Linked DNA regions of Homo sapiens: regions 1 and 2 are each linked to region 3. Evidence: chromatin contacts called from ENCODE Hi-C or POLR2A ChIA-PET data. All regions are on one chromosome and are shown on one strand. The core of a region is the stretch at or near the end of the contact, and the rest is flanking DNA. Distances in the headings are between cores, read along the strand shown. Region 1 overlaps DYRK1A (dual specificity tyrosine phosphorylation regulated kinase 1A). Region 2 holds the start of HLCS-AS1 (HLCS antisense RNA 1). Region 3 holds the start of DSCR9 (Down syndrome critical region 9).

Region 1 (2,790 bases), core at 126-2,625, 250 kb before region 3:
GAATTTGTATTATCAGATTTCCACTTATGACCTTTGTAGAGTACCTGGTACCAGACTCCCTCATTCATCATAAACAACTAAAGAACTAGTCAAAACATACGAAATAACCGTTTTCAAACACTGGACAACAGGCAGTGCAGAATCGTGATGACTGAAAAAAGAAATCACTCTTGGTGAGCCCTACAATCCCCCTGGTTTCCTATCTAGAGGCACTTTCCAGGGTACAATATAGGAAGGGGGAGCCCAAACAGAACACAGCAATCTCACTGTGCTGCAGAGACAGAAGGAAGAGTTCAAGGCCACTGAATTGGCTGGAATTTGTGCAGCAGGTAACAAAAAGAGAAGGAGCTCCATCAATCCGTACATAGGGTTCTCCTTGACTCTTTGGCCAAATGCTAAGCTGCACAAGCACTGGGAGAAGGACCATGAAGCCAGGCACAGAACAACTACCAGGGAACTGTGAACTGAATAACTACTAAAATTCACACAAGACTGTAAGACATTGAGTGTTCAAACAGGCTACAGTGGAGAAACCCACAGACATTCAACAGAGACCCCAGAAAATCCACATTTAGGGCTAGGGCTAATCCAGCCCTACAGTAAAGGCTGGCCCCTGTTCTAACAGAGACTGAAACAAACCTCAAAGGATCAAGATGGTCTGCAAGTGAATTAACAGCCTGCCAGGACGACATTCAACACTCTTTAAAGAGAACAACAAAATCCAAACACTCACGGGCCAGCATTCCTCATCCCCATAGCCAGCCCAATTCACTAGGCACAGCAAGAAGCAAGAAAATGTGGTCTGTATTCGGGAGGAAAAAATCCATTTAAGACTCAGAAATGACAGAAAGAGTGAAGTTAGCAGACCAAAACCACTATTATGAATGTTTTAAAATATAAAGGAAAACATGGACAAAATAAGGGAATAGTGAATCTTAATAGAGAAATAGAATCTACGAAAAGGAACTAAATGGAAATTCTAAAAATGAGAAACAAAATAACTCAAATGAAAAATTCACTGAACGGACCTAATAGCAGTTCAGACACCGCAGAAGAAAAGATAAGTGAATGGAAAAACAAAGCAATATAAATTAACCAAACTGAAAACAAGTTTAAAAAAAAAAAAAAAAGGAAAAAGTCACACAAAAATCACACTGAGGCAACTCAACCAAACTGCTGAAAACCAATGATGAAGAAAAAAATTGTAAAAGCAGCCAGAGACAAAAACACCTGTTTCCATATAGGGGAGTCACCACTTTCTCACCAGAAACCATGTGCACCGCCAGAAGAAAATAAAACATCTTTAAATGATGAAAATAAAAAAGACCTTTAACCTACAAATCTATATCCGGTGAGAACACCCTTCAAAAACGAAGGCAAAATACTTTTTCAGACCCATGAAAGTGAAAGAATTTGTCAACAGTAGATCCGCCCTCAAAAAATGTTCACACAAGTTCACAGAAGGAAAATGATTCCAGACAGAAACTGAGATTCACACAAAGGAATAAAGAGCACCAGAAATGTAAATATGTATGTAGATAAATATAAAAGACATTTTTTCTTAATATTTTTGAAAGCCAACTGACTGTTCAAAGCAAAAATAACATTGTGGAGTTTATTACATATAAATAAAACAATCACAGCACAAAGGACAGGAGAAATAAATGTAAGTATTCGGTTGGTGTAAAAGTAGTTGTGGTTTTGCCATTTTATTATAACTTAGATAATTTAAATAAATGTATAACTTAAATAAAATGAAATACTACCTATATTTGAAAATCAAAAATAATCATCTTAAAACTTTAAGACTAATATGCAGATGTGTGCTTTTCATTCATTCTGTATTTAACAAGCACGTATCATTTTTTAGGAACTGTACTATCCTCAACAACTAAATAACAGAAAATCTTACTTAACCCTACAGTAAAAGGGCCCTTACCACTCTTGATTACAAAAGGTAAGCCAAATTCTTACAGCTGAAATAGGAGGCCAAGGATTTATTTTTGGTAATACCATCTGGAAGACAGAAAAGATTAAAATAGTAATCCAACATATAGCTGCTGGATTCCATAAATTATCATATTGTACAGAGGATAACATATAATATGGGTAAATTTATATTTTCTTTAATATCCTAAAGTTATAAAATATTTTAAATAATAAGAATGAATAAAGCAGATAATACCACCTAGTACTAAGTTATTGGCAGTCATGAAAATTCCAGGTAGAGAAATAGTTTTTCTTGTAGTGCCCATAAATTTTAAATTAATAATCAGTAATGAAACCTATTTAAATTAAAATTCTTCCCTACTTAGTACAAAACAAGGTATTGAGCAGTCTTTGAGCCCTTAATTAAATCTAGGAATGAGCGTAGGGACGTTTGGAAACAAAAGACAGGTAAACAAAGACACGCAATGTCTCAAGACAAAGTCTGGAGGTGAAATTAAACCTTTTTAGACAAGTCCAACCACTTAATGAAAAGAATGAAGACCGGTGGTTCTCTAACTTTGACTGGAGGCTAGTGGCTAACAGTGGATTAGAGGCCAAAGTCTCCCTCATAGCGCAGTAACATTTCTGAGATGTGAACGCCGCAAGACTCCCCCACCCCTTTTGTTCGCTACTGCCTCCCCATGGCTTAAAACAGCAGAAGCTCTCTAAGTATCTGCTGCCTGACTTAATAATACAAAAAGAGCACAGACAAATCAATCTGCCATTAGGAGATTTTTAAAATGTCAACAGGAAACAAAAGATTCTCAACATGTTGCAATAAATAAAACATACAATCTGCCG
Region 2 (2,700 bases), core at 157-2,656, 240 kb after region 3:
ACCTGTAATCCCAGCTACTCGGGAGGCTGAGGCAGGAGAATCGCTTGAACCCAGGAGGCAGAGCTTGCAGTGAGCCGAGATTGCACCACTGCACTCCAGCCTGGGTGACAGAGAGAGACTGTCTCAAAAACAAACAAACAAAAACTATCCTTAGATTAAGACATGGACGTGGTGTACATGATTGCTTTTGCTGCATCTTGCCACCTATTTTCAGCGAGGGCCAGAATAGGAAGCCACTGGATGGAATTCTTTGCTGTGCTTCGCAGCTGTTCAGAACACGTTCTTTACATAATGCCTTTTAAAGAAATGAGGTTCTATGGGAGAAGCCTCTGTGTCAGGACTAATTATGCTTCCCTTGGAGACAAGAACACCAAATCATGGTGATGTTTTCCTTTTCCCACTGGTGTTAGGATGCTTACAGTCAAACTGTTGACCCACATGTAGCAAGAACACCATAGGGAGCCTTCCTGGCACAGCCTTTTTAGAGGCAGCCTTCTTGGTGCTTATCTGTCTTCAATTTCTGTTTCCTGTCCTTATTTAAAAAAACATTATTGCATCCCGTGAATGTATGTGATTGACCTTAAAATCTTTTGCATGAAGGCTTAGTATAATTTAATAAAAACGGCCTTATCTTATTTTCCCAAGTCGACTGGGTAGCGGCTGTGGAGCGCTCTGGGACTCCCGGTGTGCTGCTGGTTAGTAAAGGTTGGCCTTGGCAGCTATGAACATAGGCAGAGCCCCCTCCTCAATCCGCCTCCCACCCCTCCAAGGAAGGGAGGCCGGACTTGGCTTAAACAGGTCGGGCAGCCACTGGAGCCTCCCCTCCCCCGCATCCACAACATACCCATCCCACTCCTCAGCCCTGGCGCGGCCCCGCACCCCGGCCTCCACTCCCTCGAGCCCCCTCTCCGGGTGCAGCCCCGGCGTCCCCTGACCCCGGTGCACACCCCCCGCCCCAGCGCTGCCCCTCGCCGCCGCCACCAGCCCTGGGCGCGGCCTCCGGAGCTCCCCATCACACAGCCGGGCGCGGCCTCACCCCCCCCCGCCCCTCCCGCCGCAGCCTCCAGTTGCCCGCGTCACCTTCCGGGTCCCCGCCTCCCCCGCCGTCCCCACCCCCGCGCCGCCTGGCCCGGGGGGGCGGCGCGGCCCTTCCGGCCGGGGCGGGGCCGGGCCTGGGGCGCTGGGGCGGGCGGGCAAGGCGGGCTCGCCCTGCCGGCGGCGCGGCCATGCTCATCACGCTGTGCTACCTGTACCTGTGGGCGCGCTGGGGTCGCCGGCCGGCTGAGCTCGTGCGCGCCACGGTGCGGCGGCTGCGTGCCTCGCGCTGTTCCTTCACCTTCTGCGGCGCGGCCGCGCAGCCCCCGGGCGCCCGCGTGTGCCTGAGCCGTGGCGGCCGCGTCTTCTGCGTCAGCGACAGCCAGGTGGGCGGGTCGGGCGGGCGGGCGACCCGGGCCCCGCGAGCCGGAAGTGCCCCCGTCCCTGCGCCTCGTCCCCGCCGGGAGCCCGGGAGTTCGGGAGCCCCGGAGTGGCGCCCTCAGTGCGGCCTGTGCGGCCCGGGAGGGGCTGTTGCCCCGGGGCCCAGAGAGAGGCCGGAGGTGCGGGACTCGGACCACGGACCCGGTCGCCTCTTCCCGGCCAGCCGGGCGGTGCTGGACGCGTGACTCTAGGCGCGCACCTGTGAGGACGTGAGCTGTGGATTGACAGCCGGACGCCAGCAGTGCCCACCTGGGGTCGCCCCCAACCTCCTCTCCCACACTTCGAGCCGGCGTTTGGGTGACCGTGAACCAGGAGAGACAGCTGTGGCGGGCCGGGAGCGGTGGCTTATGCCTGTAATCCCTGCACTCTGGGAGGCCTAGGAGGAAGGACAGCTTTGAGCCCAGGAGATGGAGACCAGCCTGGGCAACATAGCTAGACCCCTCTCTACAAAAAACAAAACAAAAAAAACACTTAGGTCGGCGTGGTGGCACGCGCCTGTAGTCCCAGCTACTCTGGAGGGTGAGGCGGGAGGGTCACTTGATCCCGGGAGGTTCACTTGAGCCCCGGAGTTTGAAGCTACAGTGAGCTATGATTGAGCCATTGCACTCCAGTCTGGGTGACAAAGCAAGACCCTGTCTTAAGAAAAAAAAAAAAAAATCCCAAACAAAAAACTCCCACCTGTGTCATCAGCTTTTTGTCAGATGTCCCCAAATTTACAAAAACTGCCCTTTTCCCTCTCCATCTTCTGTCAGTTGGTTGCATCATTCACCAACTTGGGCACCCGACTGATGGTCTTTGCGTCTTTTAAATTTCAGTTGACAGTCAGCCTTTGTTTTTTTTGACCCAGTGCTTAGGATGGTGGTTACGTGTTCAGCCCACTCTGTCACCTACCTTGTGACTTGGGCCAGTCAATTAATCTCTGTAAAAAGTCTGCTGCCTTGCTGTAAAGGGAACAATAGATCTTTCCATTCAGCTGTTTTTGGAAATGGGCTTAGCTTCACAGTGCAGTACTGCACAAAATTTCATGGACATCGGTAGCATTGTTCTCATTAATATTTAAACGTGTTTTGCTTTTAATCTGTTTCTTGTCCCTTTCCTCTGTTTTCTGGAATATTGCCTCACTTTTAGCACTAAAATGACGTTTTCTGCATATGTCACACCGTAAAGCCCCTGTGGGGAATTGAATCTTATCTCAGGTTTGAACATTGCCTGGAGGCTGTGCTT
Region 3 (2,821 bases), core at 82-2,581:
TTATTTCCTTGTCTGTAAAATGCAGGCAAGAGTAATCTCTTCTTCATAGGGTACTTGGGGAAATTAAATGCTGCAATGTTTGTGGACAGGTAACACAGTACCTGAAATGACCATTAGTAAATATCATGTTGGGAGATGGTGAAGAGCAGGGCTGGAGTGAGGGGCTTAAGGAAGGTCACATGGAGGTGGGAATTCAGATTCAGAGGCCACCACAGCCAGCTTGTGGGGTGTGGCTCTTGTTCTGGAGCCTGGGTTGAGTTTTTTTGTGTTTACTGAGCAGCTAGTATGTGCAAGGCACATTCATTTAACCCCAGCGCTCCAAGAGACTAACTTCTGAGGCCCCTGCTGCAGGGAGCAGGGCTGTGGCAGGGGTAGATGGGAGCTTGGGAAGGGGTTGAGGGGGCTGGCCCAGGCTTCAGTGAAACCAGGTGTGAGGAGGTAAAGTGAGAATGAGGCTGATGGCTTGGGGTGGGTAGCAGTGAGGGCAGGTGCTTGGGCCAGGACTGGGATCCATGGGTGCTCCCATGGGCCTGCAGGGTAGACCCACTGGCAGGACTGACTAGGTCAATTTTAAGCCACAGGAGAAAGCCGGTGGGGGTGTTGGAGGAAGCAAGGGCTCCGTAAGGCCCTGACGGATAGAGTAACACAGGTGACATCACATCAGAAATGCCCCCTACCTGGCCCCAGACCAAGTCCCCAGAGTCTAAGGCCACGTGCAAAACTAGTATTTCATGAGGTTGACCAACAAGCTGCACCGCCTGCCGCATGAATCCCTGAGCTGCCAGGCTCAGGCCACTGCCCCCCAGCCCCCACCCCCATCCACCCCCTGGGAATCCCCACTTCTGTACAATCCTCCAGGCAAAGAGCGGCTCTGGCCTCCTCGGGCTCTGGAAACACCCTAGCGGGCATCGCTCCACTGGCTTCTCTGCCTGACTGCCCGCCCCTGCCCCTACCTCCTCCCCCGTCCCTCAGGCTGCACTCAGATGACGCCGTTCCTGGCTTCTGTCTAAACCTGGGTCAAGTTTAGACAAAGAGACTCCCTCATCCCCTTCCCAGCTTCGTTTTCCTCGGGATCACCTGTGACCTCCCATGTATTGTGTGATTGTAGATGACATCCGTCTCCCCTCCTGCAGTACTGAGGCCTTCCATCATCTCTTCTGTCCCCTTTGTATGGAAGCACCTAGAACAGGGCAGCACATGAGACCAGATGAATGAATGGATGAGCCAGTGAACAGGTGAATGTGTGGAGTTCAGTGGCCCGTCCAGATGACCAGGGCCGCATGGCTCACCCCAGAGATAAAGCCAGATGCACTGGAGCCCCCGGGTAGAAGCGAAGGTGGAGAGGAGCCAGCTGAGGACACCAGACCCCTCCCCTAGGAGAGGTCCCCAGTGGGGGAGGGAGGAGGGGAAGGAGGGGGAGCTGGACAGTCTTCTGAAGGAAGGGGTGAGGCACTGTGCCTCAGCTTTCAAAGGTCTGGCAGTTTCGAGGTGGTGGCAGTTTGGAAACTGGAAGCAAAAGCGATGTGGCCTCCAGTGAGTCCCCAGTCAAAGCCGGAGTCCTGCTGGCGCTGGGGCGGCAGCCAGCGGCGGGAGGCACAGTGTGATCTGTTCAATGGCTTCCTCTTTTCAGAGGCTGCTGGCTCACCCCGCGGGAATGAGGTGGCACTTCAGGACATGAGGCTTGGAGCTGGTGGCAGATTTCTTGGAACTGGCGGTGGGGAGATCTAAATTAAGAGCTTTCTATCACACCAAATAAATAGAAACTGAAATAGAGGACTGAAGGAATTAGGCAGAATGCCTTTATACACAACTTCTGAAAAATACCTAGAATGGTATTTATGCACTGAAGTCCCAAGGTATTTGCTGAAAACAATGACAGGTCTGTTTGACACAAAGGCACATGTTACAGAGAGCAAGCTTGTCTCTTTGAAAGTGCCTGCCACAGGAGCCCTGTAACCATACCAGCTGCTCGTTGTGGAGGCTGTCCTGGCAAGGCCAAGGGACCGGCCCCAGTCCTTCCTCTGGGAGGTAAGATGAGTCACCTCTGGCATGGAGGTGTCCTCCTGGTGGCTTCTTTTTGGGCACTCCTGAAACAGACCTGCTTTGCATTCACATGCACCCTCTCAGGCAGGGCCTGGCCAGAGGCAGGAAGGGGACTTCCTTGGTGTTTCGTAGCACAGGACCTGTTGTGGCAGGGACAGAGGTTCTGCTGGGAGTGGCCCCCAAGGAACCACTAAGAGGCTAATGCAATGACAGACTCGGCCTGTCTCTGGGCCAGAGACGCTGCAGAGAGCAGTGTCTCCTTTCCAGGATGGCAGAGAACCAGGCAAGGCCAGGCGGTGGCAAGGGAAGTGAGGACCCTAGCCAAAGAGCAATGGGAAGGAGCTCTCTCAGCAGAAATCATCCCAGCAGGGTTTGCTGAGTGCCTGAATCACCATTTCAAATGTGAAATGAGAAAGGTATCAAGCACCACCAGACCAGCACCACCAGACCAGCAGAACTCCAGGCTTTACCAGCTTTTCCAGGGAAGCAAAACAGCATTTGCCAATGACTGTGGTGTTAGTACTCCAACGATGGTTGATTTCAAGCTACCAGTGTCACCCCACTAAACACAGAGTTGGGAAGAGTTGCATTATACGGTATTTCCACCATACAGATACTATAGACCTCAATAATCCCAACATAATAAGTTGAGGTAATCAGGAGTACATTGGTTTTTGATATAAGTGTATACATGATTCAATTTTTTTTTTTGTTTTTTGAGACAGGGTCTCACTCTGTCCCCCAGGCTGGAGTGCAGTGGTGTGATTACAGCTCACTG

The links. Hi-C counts contacts between places; a loop is a spot of excess contacts on that map. ChIA-PET counts read pairs that join two places held with the same protein, here RNA polymerase II (POLR2A). Pooled maps may share reads with other maps.
Region 1: a loop to region 3 is called in a pooled map, with 7 times the contacts of the local background. The contact joins the enhancer-like site here to the promoter of DSCR9 in region 3. A Hi-C loop is called at or near these places in 3 of 37 single-sample maps with no recorded cell type and 5 of 50 pooled maps. POLR2A ChIA-PET finds 5 or more read pairs at or near these places in 2 of 52 experiments (MCF 10A and SK-N-SH).
Region 2: a loop to region 3 is called in a pooled map, with 4 times the contacts of the local background. The contact joins the promoter of HLCS-AS1 here to the promoter of DSCR9 in region 3. A Hi-C loop is called at or near these places in 6 of 37 single-sample maps with no recorded cell type and 6 of 50 pooled maps.

The regions. Positions count from the first base shown.
Region 1 is chr21:37,460,201-37,462,990 of GRCh38, reverse strand. The region is part of intron 2 of DYRK1A (dual specificity tyrosine phosphorylation regulated kinase 1A); the gene reads right to left. Among named protein-coding and RNA genes, the nearest start is that of KCNJ6-AS1, 57 kb to the left of the region's middle. Within about 2 kb of position 1,375, at least 6 of the 41 ENCODE cell types and tissues checked have a DNase peak (open chromatin) inside an H3K27ac peak, as active enhancers do.
Region 2 is chr21:36,965,165-36,967,864 of GRCh38, reverse strand. It overlaps HLCS-AS1 (HLCS antisense RNA 1), which reads right to left and starts at 1,406. Exons shown (of 4, transcript NR_186434.1): 1 at 1,254-1,406. It overlaps HLCS (holocarboxylase synthetase), which reads left to right and starts at 1,196. Exons shown (of 11, transcript NM_001352514.2): 1 at 1,196-1,421. The coding sequence starts at 1,227. RefSeq lists silencers at 814-1,283, 1,354-1,683, 1,404-1,734 and an enhancer at 1,794-1,843.
Region 3 is chr21:37,207,013-37,209,833 of GRCh38, reverse strand. It overlaps DSCR9 (Down syndrome critical region 9), which reads right to left and starts at 1,331. Exons shown (of 3, transcript NR_026719.2): 1 at 1,290-1,331; 2 at 1,078-1,180. RefSeq lists enhancers at 1,343-1,532, 1,831-2,667.